Linked DNA regions of Homo sapiens: region 2 is linked to region 1. Evidence: chromatin loops called from intact Hi-C (ENCODE). Cell type or tissue: PC-3. All regions are shown on one strand. Links, peaks and the distances in the headings refer to the core of each region. The heading gives the core; the rest is flanking DNA. Region 1 overlaps ARIH2 (ariadne RBR E3 ubiquitin protein ligase 2). Region 2 overlaps PRKAR2A (protein kinase cAMP-dependent type II regulatory subunit alpha).

The links. Peaks named below come from ENCODE experiments on the same cell type or tissue, not always from the same donor. Only the 100,000 strongest peaks of a DNase experiment are listed, where the experiment ranks them.
Region 2: a loop joins it to region 1, with 2.2 times the contacts of the local background. A loop is called at or near these places in 1 of 110 quality-filtered maps.

The regions. Positions count from the first base shown.
Region 1 is chr3:48,929,988-48,938,322 of GRCh38, reverse strand. All of the region lies in intron 3 of ARIH2 (ariadne RBR E3 ubiquitin protein ligase 2), which reads right to left. Among named protein-coding and RNA genes, the nearest start is that of ARIH2OS, 15 kb to the right of the region's middle. In PC-3, for the core only: a CTCF peak has its summit at 5,234; no DNase peak of the experiment used is centred there.
Region 2 is chr3:48,780,076-48,788,410 of GRCh38, reverse strand. It overlaps PRKAR2A (protein kinase cAMP-dependent type II regulatory subunit alpha), which reads left to right. Exons shown (of 11, transcript NM_004157.4): 5 at 5,319-5,425. Among named protein-coding and RNA genes, the nearest start is that of PRKAR2A, 64 kb to the left of the region's middle. In PC-3, for the core only: no CTCF peak of the experiment used is centred there; a DNase peak (open chromatin) is centred at 3,810; H3K27ac peaks cover 1,572 bases.

The DNA.
Region 1 (8,335 bases), core at 308-8,307:
CTGAATACCAAAACAAACAGAAGAAGCAGAGGTAGGGCAAAGGCATGTGCAGCCAACCATCTTGAAGTAGCAGTGTTAATAAATTTGTAAAAGAAAATTTGGTGTATTCTACTACAGTATCATAAAATTCAAAACTTTTAAACCACATTGTATTTATGACTAAAGATGCCATCAGTCATCTCTACATCATCAAAAAGGACAGCCTGGCCAACCTGGTGAAACCCCATTTCTCATCATCAAAAAGGACATAGAACCCATTTTTTTTTTTTTTTTTTTGAGACGGAGTCTGGCTCTGTCGCCCAGGCTGGAGTGCAGTGGCACAATCTCGGCTCACTGCAAGCTCCGCCTCCCAGGTTCACGCCATTCTCCTGCCTCAGCCTCCGGAGTAGCTGGGACTACAGGCGCCCGCCACTACGACCGGCTAATTTTTTGTATTTTTAGTAGAGACGGCGTTTCATTGTGTTGGCCAGGATGATCTTGATCTCCTGATCTCATGATCCACCCGCCCTGGCCTCCCAAAGTGCTGGGATTACACGTGTGAGCCACCGCGCCTGGCCAGGTTTATACCATCTTTATTTGGAGGTCAGCTGGCTTCATGAAAAAGTCCTTTGAAGAGAATGTCTTCTGTTTACAAATTGAAGCACACAGAAGTAGAGGTTTGGAGTCAAATTTTCAACTGTGCATTTATTGGCCTGGGCTTAGACATATTAAAAAGCAACACTTACTGAGAACATAACATAACCAGACATTTCTGCCAGGTGCTGTTAGGTAAAGAAAAAATATGGACCTCTATCTCAAAGAGTTTATATCCTAGTTTACAACTAATTGGCAAACACTGTAAGCACACACCAAGAAGAAGCACAGTGGTACAGAGGCAAGAGTGACAGACTCTGTCTGGGGATCAGGGAGGGATTCATGTAAACAAGGGGTAGAGGGTCAATCCTCTATTTCCGGGTTGGTGGATGGTGGTACCAACAATTAAGATAGAGAATCCAGGAAACCAAGCTTGATGGCATTAGAAAGATTTCTTGTAAAAAGAGGCAAGGTTATCTACAGACTCCTGGAAAGGATGGTGACAGAATTGAAGAGACTGTTAGCTTACCAGGAAAAGAAACTGCTAGTCAAAGAGAATAACTTTTCCAGATATAGACCACATTTTGTTCACAATTATAAGAACAGCTCTGTTTTCCTTTTAAAATCTCCAAACAAACCCCTTGCTCATCCTGCCTGTATTTTTCTCTATTTATGATCAATAACATGGTCATCACTGTGAAATCATTCATGTTTTTTTTTTTGAGACGGAGTCTCGCTGTGTTGCCCAGGCTGGAGTGCAGTGGTGCCATCTTGGCTCACCGCAAGCTCCACCTCCCGGGTTCACGCCATTCTCCTGCCTCAGCCTCCAGAGTAGCTGGGACTATAGGCGCCTGCCACCATGCCCGGCTAATTTTTTGTACTTTTAGTACAGACAGGGTTTCAACGTGTTAGCCAGATGGTCTCGATCTCCTGACCTCGTGATCCGCCCGCCTTGGCCTCTCAAAATGCTGGGATTACAGGCATGAGCCACAGCGCCCGGCCTGTTTTTGTTTTTTTGAGACAGAGTCTCGCTCTGTTGCCAAGGCTGGAGTGCAGTGGTGCAATCTTGGCTCACTGCAACCTCCGCTTCCCAGGTTCAAGCGATTCTCGTGCCTCAGCCTCCCAAGTAGCTGGAACTACAGGCATGCACCACCATGCCCAGCTAATTTTTGTATATTTAGTAGAGACAGGGTTTCACCATGTTAGCTAGCTGGTCTTGAACTCCTGACCTCAGGTGATCCGCCTGCCTTGGCCTCCCAAAGTACTGGGAATACAGGCATGAGCCACTGTGCCTGGTGGAAATCATTCATGTTTATAAAGATTTAAACTTTATAAAAGTTTAAAGTTTAGATAGAAAAGGAACTTCATGTTTGACAGTTCATGTCAGTTTAAGAAATAAAGTTAGAGGGCAGATACATTTCAGGAGGAGCAAAATACTCCTCATTCTGCACCTTTTTCAAATCTTTCCTACAATTCTTCCCTCTTTGGGGAAGACAAATCTAATCCTTCAAATTTTTCCTAGAGCAGCAAGGGCAAAGAAAAAAAAAAAGATAATTAGATTGGAGCAAGGCAAAATTAAAGTACGGAGGTGTCTCAATAACAAGAACCCCCAAAACAAGTAAACACTAAGTAGTGCTATTAACATAGGCATAAGACCAAACATTGCAGTCAACCACAAATACAGGTACAAACAAGCTATTATTTCCCTGTATCTTTTTCCCGGCTCCAATTCAAAGTTCATTTTGTGTTGTTTTTACTTTTCTTTTGGTGGGTCCCAGGAGAAGAGAACCAGAGGCTCTAGGGGAAGGTAAAATAATCCAAAGTATATGACCCAATATCATACGCACACTCAGACGCACCAGTCAGCAATACATTGCCCAGAACCATCCTCAATGTGTAGGCTCCTACCCTATGATTCAAGACACACAACCCTGAGAATGTGTTTTAAGGAACCAAGACAAATAACACTCCCATCCTTCCACTTTTGCCCCGCTTCTACCATGACCAAGCAAAATCGATTTGAACATTCATGTTCCAGGCACTTTATCTGCATTATCATCACATTTAATGTTGTGAAGGAGGTGTTATCATTATTTTACAGATGAGGAAACTCAAGCATAGAGATGCTGACAGACTTATCTGAGGTCATATTATATTAAATGGAAAAAATGGGACTGGAACCCAATCATCTGACCACTAGCCCAGACTCTGGACAAGGCCCAACAGACATAAAAGTCATATCCATAAAGACATTCACAACAATGTAACCAGTCCCCCAACAACTGTAATACATAGGTACTCACTTAAATGCCCAATGCAGAAAGCTTAAGCAAATTACAGTTCAAAAACAAGATGGCATGCTACACAGCCATTTAAAGTATTTATGAGGACAAAGTAAAAATGGGGAAATGTTTGAAATATACATGAAAAAAGCAGAATGCATAAAATACATATATCTACTGATTATTATAATGCAATGTCTACCAGGGCAGAGATTTTTGTCTGTTTTGTTTACAGTTATTTTTCCTGTTATGTGCCTGGCACAGGAACATAACAGGAGGCGTAGTAGGTTCTCAATAAATACCCAATATTGGTTGAATGAAATACTGAACAATAATGCTATGTATGAATATGGACAAGAGCTGAAGGATGATAAGCAAGCAAGAAAACTTATTTTAGGTTAATGAAAACATGAATGATATTATTTTCTTAAATACTGTAGTAACATCTTGACAAAAAAATTTATAAACTCAAGATTAAAATATAAATGTCAAAAAAAAACAAACACACACAAATACCGTATCACCCCTTGATTACACATGACTTCCATGTTTCCTGAGGTAGACAGAAAGCACAACAAAAAGACTAGAATGAAAGCTGGCCTTGAATCTGATGAAGAGCTTCTTTTCTGGAAGATGATGAGCATGTTTTGTATGGTATCAGGTACACAGCGATGACAATAACTTTTCTAAGCTGGCAAGACAAGGACATCTTTGCACCATTTGTATTTAGGCCATTCTCAATGTCACTCTGGACATTTCTCATCGCCTTTTAAAAATGAATTTACACATCAGTAAACACACCTCAGACTTCTGGACTAAAACACTGTGAAACATGTTAACAAACCTATTAACGGCCAGCTATTTGAAACGCAGGAATTTAACCTAAGTTCTACTTAGATAGAGGCATGCAAAGACAGCTCACATCAGATCACAAAAATAGAAATCAGAGGGCTGCTCAGCACACAAACACTCAGTGTAACCAGGCCCAGCTTGAAGATACTTTCCCATGAGTAGTAGCAACAATAATAACAACAACAACAACAAACCATTATTGGTCAATTAATGACTGTAAGTAAATAAAAATAGAATGATCTTAAAATTCAGCTATATCAGAATAAAAGAAAATTGATTTAATAATTAAAGTTTTCACCAGATACTTGTTATCTTTTAACTTGGCATTATATAAGTATTTAGTACCAATTAAGAAAATGGCTAAAATAATGTATTTTGTTGTTATGAACACCAATTGATCACGTTACAAGTGAAAAAGGCAAAAAAGCCAGGTTGTTTTGAACACAGGACTATAAAGACTTCGGCACTTAAGAGTCAGAAGCCCTGACAACTCATTACTATTCATCTACAGAGGGGAAAAATTATCCACAGCAGAATCTTAGAGAGATTTTCCAGTCACATTTTGCTAAAGAGCAAACACCAGATTTTTAAAAAAATTCACAAAAGAGTATGGCAGAATAGAGTGTTCTAGGAAATATTTTCATAGCTTTACTGCAGTTAATACAGCAATTCATAAAGCAAGAAGAAATGTAGTAAAAACATTTGTGATAATTGGCATATTTCTCCAATCCTATCTGGGGAACAGGCTTAAAAAGTGAGCAATAGGGACAGGCGCGGTGGCTCACACCTGTAATCCCAGCACGTTGGGAGGCTGAGGCGGGTGGATCATGAGGTCAGGAGATCGAGACCATCCTGGCAAACAAGGTGAAAGCCCGTCTCTACTAAAAATACAAAAAAATTTAGCCGGGTGTGGTGGCGGGCACCTGTAGTCCCAGCTACTTGGGAGGCTGAGGCAGGAGAATGGTATGAACCCGGTAGGCGGAGCTTGCAGTGAACCGAGATCGTGCCACTGCACTCCAGCCTGGGTGACACAGCGAGAGTCCGTCTCAACTAAAAAAAAAAAAAAAAAAAAAAGTGAGCAATATACTTCACTATGCCACACATGTGCTGAATAAGTTTTAAAAATCTATTTAAATACCTATTTAAAATCCTAGGCTCAGTGTGGTGGCTCACGCCTGTAACCCCAGCACTTTGGGAGGCTGAAGTGGGTGGATTGTCTGAACTCTGGAGTTTGAGACCAGCCTGGGTAACATGGCAAAACCCCGTCTCTACCAAAAACACACACACACACACACACACCCCCGGGCATGTGGTGCGCACCTGTGATCACACACACACACACACACACACACACACACACACACACACACACACACACACCCGGGCATGTGGTGCGCACCTGTGGTCCCAGCTATTTGGGAGGCTGAAGTAGGATTGTTTGAGCCTGGGAGTTGGAGGCTGCAGTTAGCCAACATCGTGCCACTGCACTCCAACCTGAGTGCCAGAGTGAGGCGCTGTCTCAAAAACAAAAAATCCTATTAAAAACCTATTCCTATAGTTTACAAAACCTATTCCTTTCCACCAACAGCAAAGATGCTTGAGGCTACAATCATAATATTCCTTTCTACCTATACATCTTTGACCCTCATTCCAGCCCAGAAGATAACCCTCCCACTCCCATGCCCATTGCCCTGTGGAGCCAGGACTTCTATAACCTGCATTGCCCTTCTACACCACCTTCAAGGTCCTCTGGCCTCAACACAAAGCTCAGGTAGCTCACTACACCTCCTGGACTAGATCTAGCTCAAAGTGGCCTATTTCTTTCCCCTCCTGAAGCAATGGGGTGGGTCCCTGAACAACATTCACTTCTCCTGCCCACACCCCTAACATGATGCTAAGATGAGGGCACTAGGAGAAAAAGACTCTTGACCCATCACAAACCAAAGCCAGCTCCACAGTCATGATCCTGCCTGGGCTTTGTCTGGGGCTCTGGCTGAGCCTCTTCCTGAGCAGCTTGTCAGCAAATATCTCAAGAGTTCCATGGAATGGTAATTAAAAGGACTCACTGAATAACTGAAAAAAATTATTGGCTAACTACTGCACATTTTGTAATAAAAATGCTTATGGTTACAAGAAGGACCTCTTTCATCTATAAAGACAAAATAATCTTTGTATAAGTCTCATATAAAAATACACTGTAGAAAAAGGTAACTTTGTTTTCTTTAAAGACTCATACATGATCACTAAAATTACTTATTCCCCAGAGATCCCCTCCTCCTACAACACAACACCTCACTTGGCAATCATTTCATCTCATTTGACTATTCCATTTGTGATTTGTGTAGGATAGTTCATTCTCAAATAATGCTTCTGTTTTGCCACTATTTGAATGCCAGCAGCTTCCCCACCACACTAACAGATAAGCATTTTCTCTGTTCTCTATCTTGAGCCCTTGATCTGATTTTCTGGGCACCTTCCTCTCTCAATAATGACTTTACTCATAGACTGGTCCCAGAACATATACAGGAAGTTACCCTCTGACATCAGGGCCCTCATTAAACTAAAAGCCCAGTGTCCCAGACAATTGTGATTTTTCTTTTTCTTTTTTAGACAGAGTCTTGCTCTGTCACCCAGGCTGGAGTACAGTGACACGATCTCAGCTCACTGCAAGCTCCGCCTCCTGGGTTCACGCCATTCTCCTGCCTCAGCCTCCTGAGTAGCTGGGACTACAGGTGCCCACCACCACGCCTGGCTAATTTTTTGTATTTTTAGTAAAGACAGGTTTTTCACTGTGTTAGCCAGGGCTCTCCTGACCTCGTGATCCACCTGCCTTGGCCTCCCAAAGTACTCGGATTACAGGCGTGAGCCACCGCACCCGGCTGAAAATTGTGATTTTTCTACTTAAGACACTTTACTCAGCTAACTCAGGAGGCTGAGGCAGGAGGATCACTTGAGGCCAGGAGTTTGAGATCAGCCTGGGCAACATAGTGAGATTCTGTATCTTAAAAAAAAATTTTTTTTGCAGCTTTTTGAGTCCACTTAAAAATTTTTTCTCTTTTTTTTTTTTGAGACAGAGTCTCACTCTGTTGCCCAGGCTGGAGTGCAGTGGTGCGATCTCATCTCACTGCAACCTCTGCCCGCGGGTTCACACCCATTCTCCTGCCTCAGCCTCCTGAGTAGCTGGGACCACAGGCATGTGTCACCACACCCGACTAATTTTTTGTTTGTATTTTTAGTAGAGATGGGGTTTCACCGTGTTAGCCAGGATGATCTTGATCTCCTGACCTCGTGATCCACCCGCCTCGGCCTCCCATAGTGCTGGGATTACAGGCGTGAGCCACTGCGCCTGGCCAAAATAAATTTTTGTTTAATTAGTTGCACGCACCTGTAGCCCCAGCTACTTGGGAGGCTGAGATGGGAGGATAGCTTGGAACCCAGGAGTTTGAGGGTACAGTGAGCTATGATCATGCTACTGCACTCCAGTTGTGAGACAGGGCAAGAGCTCATCTCTAAAAAAATTTTTTTTTAAATAATAATTTTTAAAAAGAGACTTCAAATCCCAAATGGCAGTAAAAGGCTTAATTTTATGCTATACTATAAATAATCCACATGCAACTGCCTGGACACAACAAAATGAGTACACAGACATGAGAATCAAGTGAAAAATTTAAGCCACTCCTCAAACTTGGATAGTTTTTACTCATAGACTAGAATTCGTAAGGCTATAATTTTCAATTACATACACACAACATTTTCTACAAGCCACAGAACTTAAATTACATTAAAAAATTAAATGTTTCAATATGCCACAGAATTGTGCAATCAGCACTACGACCAATGGGATATCAGTAGTGATCTGGGTGACTATCACTATCAATCACACTTTCAGAGACATGTGCAACAAGACAACCAGAGTAGCCGGAACACCATTGGGTAAACTAAGCACTTAAATTATTCCCTCTCATCCTCAAAAAATATTAATTACAAAAATAAAAACAGGCCAGGAGTGGTAGCTCATGCTTGTAGAGGAATTTGGGAGGCTGAGGTGGGAAGATGGCTTGAGGCCAGGAGTTTAAGACCTAGGCAACATAGCAAGACCCCATCTCTACCAAAAAAAAAATTTTTGTTGTTTTGAGATAAGGTCTTGCTCTGTAGCCCAAGCTGGAGTATAGTGGGGGCAATCTCAGCTCACTGCAACCTCCGCTCCCAGGCCCAAGTGATCCTCCCACCTCAGCCTCCTGAGTAGCTGGGACTACAGGAACATGCTAGCACGCTCAGCTAATTTTTGTATTTAAAATATAATTTTAAAAATATAAGTAAATAAAAACAATGCTAGCTTGTATCTTGCCTCAAAGAAAAAACTTTGTATATGATTCCTTCTCCTTTACTCTTAAGCAAGCTGCTTTTCTGTCCAGTCTCTTTGGTCAAGTTTCTGAATCACTTAAAACACCAGAGTCCCTTTAGGTACAGTCAACCCAACCAAAAGAGCCACAACCTTTTTTTGCCCAGCCCCAGAAAGTAAATGGTGTTAACATATTTCTCAGTGAAGTGCAGAAGGGAAAAAATAAACTCTCAACATCTAAATTTTTGTGGATTATTTTCCTCTTTGCTCCATTTTCTCTTTAACC
Region 2 (8,335 bases), core at 207-8,206, 150 kb after region 1:
AGGCAGATCATTTGAGGTCAGAAATTCAAGACCAGTCTGGCCAACATGGTGAAACCCCGTCTCTACTAAAAATACAAAATTTGGCAGGGCACGGTGGCTCACACCTGTAATTCCAGCACTTTGGGAGGCCGAAGTGGGCGGATCATGAGGTCAAGAGATGGAGACCATCCTGGCTAACATGGTGAAACCCCGTCTCTACTAAAAATACAAAAATTAGCTGGGCGTGGTGGCGCGCACCTGTAGTCTCAGCTACTCGGGAGGCTGAGGCAGGAGAATTGCTTGAACTGGGGAGGTGGAGGTTGCAGTGAGCTGAGATCATACCACTGAACTCCAGCCTTGGCGAGAGAATGAGATTCCATCTCAAAAAAGCTAAAAATTTAAAATTAAAAACATTTAAAAATTTAAAACCGCATGAATGGCTAAGGTGCTAGGCCTATTGAGGAGTCCCAGAATGTGCAGAGACAGGAAGGCTGGAATTAGATTTCCTCTGTTACCCAGCTCCTACCAAAAAGGCTTCTGAAGACATTTCCACAGCCCTCCTTAGGAATCTGGGCTGGTCAGATATGAGCTTACAATGCATCAGTCAAAGGAGTTAACTAACCTTGGTGTCTGTAAACCAGACTAATAACTGTGTGGTTTACAGTAATAGCCAGAGCTTTACTCAGAGCTTGTTAGTTTGAGACTGAATGAGACAAGGACCATGAGCTCAAGGAAAGGCTGGTTATGAGAAACAGTGGTCTGTGTTAGCTGTTTTCCCTGGAAGACCCATCCATGTAAATGGAAAAGGGGCTTGCTTCTTTATCTGTGAATAAAACCTCTTGTAAATTTTATACCATTAAAGTTACTATAAGGAAAGTTTCTATGTCAATCTAACAGTTTTCTTAGAGTTGGAGAATACCATTTGAGTGTTGAAAAGTTATAACTTGGACGGGCACGGTGGCTCATTCCTGTAATCCCAGCACTTTGGGAAGCCAAGGAGGGAGGATCATCTGAGGTCAAGAGTTTGAGACCAGCCTGGCCAACATGGTGAAACCCCATCTCTACTAAAAATACAAAAATTAGCCAGGCTTGGTGGCAGGTGCCTATAATCCCAGCTACTTGAGAGGCTGAGGCAGAAGAATCGCTTGAACCCAGGAGGCAGAGTTTGCAGTGAGCTAAGACCACACCATTGCACTACAGCCTGGGCAATAAGAGTGAAACTCTGTCTCATTAAATAAATACATAAATAAATAAATAAATAAATAAATAAATAAATAATTACTTTTCTCAATAATGTCTTTTTTCTGGTAGAGGATCCAGTCCAGGATCCCATGTTAGATTTAGCAGTTATTTCTTCTTAGTCTCCTCCAATCTGTGGCAGTTTTCAGTCTTTACTTGTCTTTCATAATCTTGACACTTTGAAGAGTACTAGTTAGTCATTCTATAGAATGTCTCTTCATTTGAGTTTGATGTTTCCTCATGATTTTGGAATATGGTTATATATTTTTGGCGAGACTACCACAGAAATTATATTGTGTCCCTCTGAAAGCATCATATCAAGGGGCCCATGATGTCAGTATGTCTTATTGCCAGCAATGTTAGTTCATTCCTTTTTATTGCTCAGTAGTATTTCATTGCTCAAAAATACCAATTTATCCATTTTTCTGTTAGCGAATACTTGGTCTATTTCTAGTTTTTAGCTATTATGATTAACACTATCAACATTTTGTACAAATCTTTTTGTGACCTTTTCCCCCAAGTTATCTTTTTTAAAAATTTTTTTTTATTTTTTATTTTTAGTAGAGATGGGGTTTCACCATGTTCGCCAGGATGGTCTCGATCTCCTGACCTCGTGATTCGCCCGCCTCTGCCTCCCAAAGTGCTGGGATTACAGGCATGAGCCACCGCGCCCGGCCCCCAAGTTATCTTGAGTAAAGTACCTGAGAGGAAGATTACTGAGTCATAGGATAGGTATATGTTTGACTTTGTAAAAAAATCTGCCAGATCAGCCGGGCGCGATGGCTCATGCCTGTAAACCCAGCACTTTGGGAGGCCGAGGCGGGCAGATCACCTGAAGTCAGGAGTACGGGACCAGCCTGGGCAACATGGTGAAACCTCCTCTCTACTAAAAATACAAAAATTAGCTGGGCATGGTGGCACACACCTGTAATCTCAGCTACTCGGGAGGCTGAGGCAGGAGAATCACTTGAACCTGGGAAGCAGAGGTTGCAGTGGGCCGAGATCATACCACTGCACTCCAGCCTGGGTGACAGAGCGAGACTCTGTCTCAAAAAAAAAAAAAACAAAAAAAAACCAAAAAACTGCCAGATATTTTTCATAGTAGTTTTACCAGTTTGCATTCCTGTCCACAACATATGAGATTTCAGGTTGCTTCATACCCTTACTAACATTTTATAGTGTCAGTATTTTTTCTGATTAGTATATTTGTTTCAAATTTTAAATTTATTTCCCAAATTTCTATTTTTAAATTTTCAAAATTACAGAAAATTCAAAAGAATAATAACATGAATACCCAGATGCCCTTTACTTAGACTGGCCAGTTGTTAACATTATACCACATTTGCTTTTTCTCTTGTGTGCAAGTTTATGTACAGAGAAAAAGAAAAGAGGAGTATATATAAAATGCTTTTCTTTTGTTCTGAGCCATTTATGACATCATGACCCTTCACCACTAAATATTTAGGATGTATTTTCCAGGAACAAGAATATTTTCTGGCTAGGCAAGGTAGCTCACGCCTGTAATCCCAGCACTTTGGGAAGCCGAGGCAGGTGGATCACTTGAAGTCAGGAGTTCAAGACCAGTCTGACCAACATGGTGAAACCCTGTCTCTACTAAAAATATAAAAATTAAGGCCGGGCCCGGTGGCTCACGCCTGTAATCCTAGCACTTTGGGAGGCCAAGGCGGGCGGATTACCTGAGGTCAGGAGTTCAAGACCAGCCTGGCCAACATGGTGAAACCCCGTCTCTACTAAAAATACAAAAATTAGCTGGGCATGGTGGCACATTCTGTAATCCCAGCTACTCAGCAGGCTGAGGCAGGAGAATTGCTTGAGCCCGGGAGGCAGAGGTTGCAGTGAGCCGAGATCGTGCAACTGCACACCGGCCTGGCCGACAGAGCGAGACTCTGTCTCAAAAAAAAAAAAAAAAAAAATTATCCAGGCCTGGTGGCATGCGCCTATAATCCCAGCTATTGGGGAGGCTGAGGCAGGAGAAATCGCTTGAACCCAGGAGGCAGAGGTTGCAGTGGACCAAGATCGCGCCACTGCACTCCAGCCTGGGTGACAAAGTGAGACTGTCTCAAAAAAAAAAAAAAAAGAATATTTTCCTATGTTAACACAATACCATTTAATAAACCCAAGAAATTTAATGTTGGTATAATATAAAATCACCTAACAACAGTCCATACTCAGATTTCCCGTTTTCCCAGTAAAGTTCTGTATAGCTTTTTGTTTTGTTTTTCAGTCCTGAATCACATACAATAAGTCTTCACCTAACATCATGAATCACATATAGTAAGTACTTCAACATTGTTGGTAGTCTTGGAAACTGCAACTTTAAGCAAAACAACCTATAATGAAACCTTTTTTTCCCCTCATCAGTGTTATAACTGTGTTATTTGAGGACCTTCTATACATTGTTTTGCTTAAAGTCACAGTTTTCAAGAACCTATCAACCACATTGAGGACTTACTGTATTTCATTTGGTTGTCATGTTGTTATTTTAGTCTCCTCTAACCTAGAAATGCTCCCTTTCCGCCCCTGTTATTCTATATCTCATGACACATGTGTTTGAAGAGTCCAGACTAGAAGAAGAAAAGTGACTCAGAACAAGCGGCTTCCAGCAGGCAACCCACAGGCTAGGTACAGATGTCTGTGTTTGGTCTGTATTGAACATGAAAATTTAAATTTATTGCCAGTGTTTAAATAGGAGATTTCTGGCAACACTGGGCTCACATTCCAGTCAGTGTGGGTAACACGTCAGTTGCAAGCCATCCTTTTTAGTATTTGTTAGCTTATACAGTATTCAACGCACGTGGAACTAAATACACTTTTTGGTGATACTCAATTATCTTGGTAGTACAGTCACTCTGATAGAACATAAAATCACATGGAATTATGCAGTCATAAAATTATTCTCTTTTCAGGTCTTCAGTCTACATTTCTCCAAAGAGAAAGTCTCTTTTTTTAATTGAACCTGGTATTCTTTAGTGACTTCCTAATAATTACTGATCTCCCTGACAGGGATGCTGGCCCCAGACTGAGACCATTGTTTCATTAGAATTTAATAGTATTATTTTCTTTTCATTATACTTATTGACATAGTTGATGTCTGGTTATGGCAGGCAATATTTGTAAGTAATTGTATGTGCTGTATGCAAATGAAGCAATATTAGCTGTCTTATAATATATCTCATTTATTGAGTATCTGTTGTTTCATAAATACTTTCCTAGGTTTTTTTCCTTTGGTCATAAAAATTGATGACCTGGAATCTTTGTTATACCCTTTTTACATATGAAGAAACTGGAGTTCACCGGACGTGGTGGCTCACGTCTGTAATCCTAGCACTTTGGGAAGCCAAGGTGGGTGGATTACATGAGGTCAGGAGTTCGAGACCAGCCTGGCCAACATGGCAAAACCCTGTCTCTACTAAAAATATAAAAATTTGCCAGGCGTGGTGGCACAGGCCTGTAGTCCCAGCTACTCAGGAGGCCGAGGCAGGAGAATCGCTTGAACTCGGGAGGTAGAGGTTGTGGTGAGCTGAGATCACACCACTGCACTCCAGCCTGTGTGACAGAGTGAGACTCCGTCTCCAGAACAAAAAAAAACAAACAAGATACTGAAGCTCAGTGAGGTTAAGTGACGTGTTTCGCTAGTCAAAAGTTGTGCTGTTCCAAAAGATAACCTCTAAGGCCATAGCAGCCCTTTAGATCTGATGCTCCTGTTAAGGTCAACAGCTGTAGGAAGGTGGGAGCATATGACTTTACACATGACATAGTGGAGCCATCAGGCAGGTGACAGTCATGTGGGTGTGGCTGGGAGAACATGGACCATAATTTAGATAATATTTTTGTGTAAATTTTGGGAAGCTTTTTCAAAACAATACTGCCTCAGAAGACTTGCCAGTTTGCTGTCTGCTGAGGTACATGGAGGTGCAAAGCTGAATGGTCCCAGGAAAGCATTTGTTTCAGACAACCTTTAGGTTTCTGCTTGAATGTGGGGACTTCTGTTACATAGTCACAAATTGAGATAATTATGGTCACTGCTTTTTTTCAGCATATGTAAAGGCTATTTTTTTCTTCTTGTGCATACCCTGCAGGAACAGCTTTCTCAAGTTCTCGATGCCATGTTTGAAAGGATAGTCAAAGCTGATGAGCATGTCATTGACCAAGGAGATGATGGAGACAACTTTTATGTCATAGAACGGTAGGAGATGGAGCTTTGAAATTGTGTGGCCACACTTAATCGGATTCATGACTCAGGGCAGATGCTTTATCCTATTCTGTATTCAGCCCAGAGAGGCTAAGGGCCAGGTGAACAAGCTTCCCAAAGCCTTGTGAGAGTCCACAGCTTGTCCCTCTCTACCAGTGCTGTCCTGAGTCCTCAGCACAACTCATATTTGAAGAGCAATCATTTAGAGTAGAAAGTCTCCTTTAGGCCAGGCGCAGTGGCTCATGCCTGTAATTGCAGCACTTTGGGAGGCCAAGGCCGGTGGATCGCTTGAGGTGAGGGGTTTGAGACCAGCCTGGCCAGTATGGTGAAACCCCGTATCTACTAAAAATACAAAAATTAGCCGGATGTGGCAGTGCATGCCTGTAATCCCAGCTGCTTGGGAGGCTGAGGCTGGAGAATCACTTGAACCTAGGAGGCTCACGCCTGTAATCCTAGCAAAGGTTGTTGCAGTGAGCTGAGACCCCGCCACTGCACTCCAGCCTGGACAACAGAGCAAGACTCCATCTCAAAAAAAAAAAAAGAAAGTCTCCTTTACAGTTAGTAAGGAGTGCAGGGTGTGCTTTATAAACATGTTATTTGCCAGTGTCAAGTGAATTGATTCCTTGAAGAATTAGCCATGGTACTATAGTCATTTGAATGTTTGTATTTGAGCCTGATTTTACTCATGAATACACTGCCCTGACCTTAACCCCTCTGGCTCAGATCTAAGTATTAGGAAAAGATTAAATATTTGGGCTTGACCTGCTCACCCTACTGTGTCCTAACCTCTTGAGTTTAGTATCCTCTGGCTGGTGGCAGTGAGGTGGGTGTCCTTCTGATCTCCTTAGTCCTGAAAGAAACACTCTCACTAGAGTTTAACACCAATAAGATATTGCTTCACCTGATATCTTCCATTAATTTAAAATAAAATGGTTTTTGGAGCTAGATAATAAAAAGGAAACAAAAATAGTTTTTTTATCTTAAAGTAATTTCAGAGTTACAGAAAAGTTAAATAGTGCAAAAAATTAATCATAGGCCTGGTGCGGTGGCTCATGCCTGTAATCCTAGCACTTTGAGAGGCCGAGGCAGGTGGATCTCTTGAGGTCCGGAGTTCGAAACCAGCCTGGCCAACGTGGTGAAACTCCCTCTACTTAAAAAATACAAAAATTGGCCAGTCGCAGTGGCTCATGCCTGTAATCCCAGCACTTTGGGAGGCTGAGGCGGGCAGATCACGAGGTCAGGAGTTCGAGACCAGCCTGGCCAACGTAGTGAAACTCCGTCTCTACTAAAAATACAAAAATTATCTGGGCATGGTGGCACGCGCCTGTAGTCCCAGCTACTCGGGAGGCTGAGGCAGGAGAATCGCTTGAACCTGGGAGGCAGAGGCTGCAGCAAGCTGAGATCGCCCCACTGCACACCAGCCTGGGCAACAGTGTGAGACTTTGTCTCAAAAAAAAATAAAAATAAAAAAGTAACCGGGCGTGGTGGTGTGCACCTGTAATAGCAGCTACTTGGGAGGCTGAGGCAGGAGAGTTGCTTGAACCTGGGAGGTGGAGGTTACAGTGAGCCAAGATAGCGCCACTGCACTCCAGCCTGGGTGATAGAGTGAGACTCAGTCTCAAAAAAAAAAAATTGTAAATACAGGTTCCCTAGGTTAGCGTTCTACTCCCTTTGCTTTATTAAGTTGTTGGCAAGGCTGGGCGTGGTGGCTCACACCTGTAATGCTAGCATTTTGGGAGGCTGAGGTGGGTGGATCACTTGAGGTCAGGAGTTCAAAACCAGCCTGGCCAACATGGTGAAACCCCAGCTCTACTAAAAATACAAAAAAAAAAAAAAAAAAAATTAGCCAGGCATGGTGGTGCACGCCTGTGGTCCCAGTTACTTGGAAGGCTGAGGCAGGAGAATCACTTGAACCCACAAGGCAGAGGCTGCAGTGAGCTGAGATTGTGCCATTACACTCCAGCCTGGGTGACAGAGTGAGACTTCGTCCCCACCACCAAAAGAAAAAAAAGTTGTTTTAAGTTGCACATATAATGCCCCTTTATCTCTGAATACCCCAGTGTGCATTTCCTAAAAAGGATATTCTCTTACTTTACTACAGAACAATTATAAAAAACACAAATTAACATTTATACAATACTACATCTAATGTATGCACCTTATTCAAATTTTTCTAATTATTCTCCTCATTTTTAAGATTCTTTTAATCTCCATCAAATAGCTGTACTAGATACATTGGTTGCCTTTCTTCTTGAGCCTTTTCTTATTTAGATTCTTGAACAGAAAATACTCTCCCTCCTTGAGTAACCTTTGGGTTCTTGCTACCTGTGACAAATTATTACACTCAGAGGAAATTTTTTTTTTTTTTTTTTTTTTTGAGACGGAGTCTTGCTCTGTCGCTCAGGCTGGAGTGCAGTGGCGCGATCTTGGCTCACTGCAAGCTCCGCCTCCCAGGTTCACACCATTCTCCTGCCTCAGCCTCCCGAGTAGCTGGGACTACAGGCGCCCGTCACCATGCCCGGCTAATTTTTTGTATTTTTAGTAGAGATGGAGTTTCACCACGTTGGTCAGGCTGGTCTCGAACTCCTGACCTCGTGATCTGCCCGCCTCAGCCTCCCAAAGTGCTGGGATTACAGGCGTGAGCCACCACCCTGTCCAAAGGAAATGTTTTCTTTACTCTAAATGCTGATTTAGGGTAAAGATGACATAAATAATATCTTCTCAGAGAAAAGACTTTTGTCTTCATCTTTTATGCTAATACTTCTTACACAGAAATTCTACAAGTAATGACAGAATAGGTTTTTTTGTTTTTTTTTGGGGGGGGTACGGAGTCTCACTCTGTCGCAAGGCTGGAGTGCAGTGGCATGATCTCAGCTCACTGCAACCCCCGCCTCCCAGGCTCAA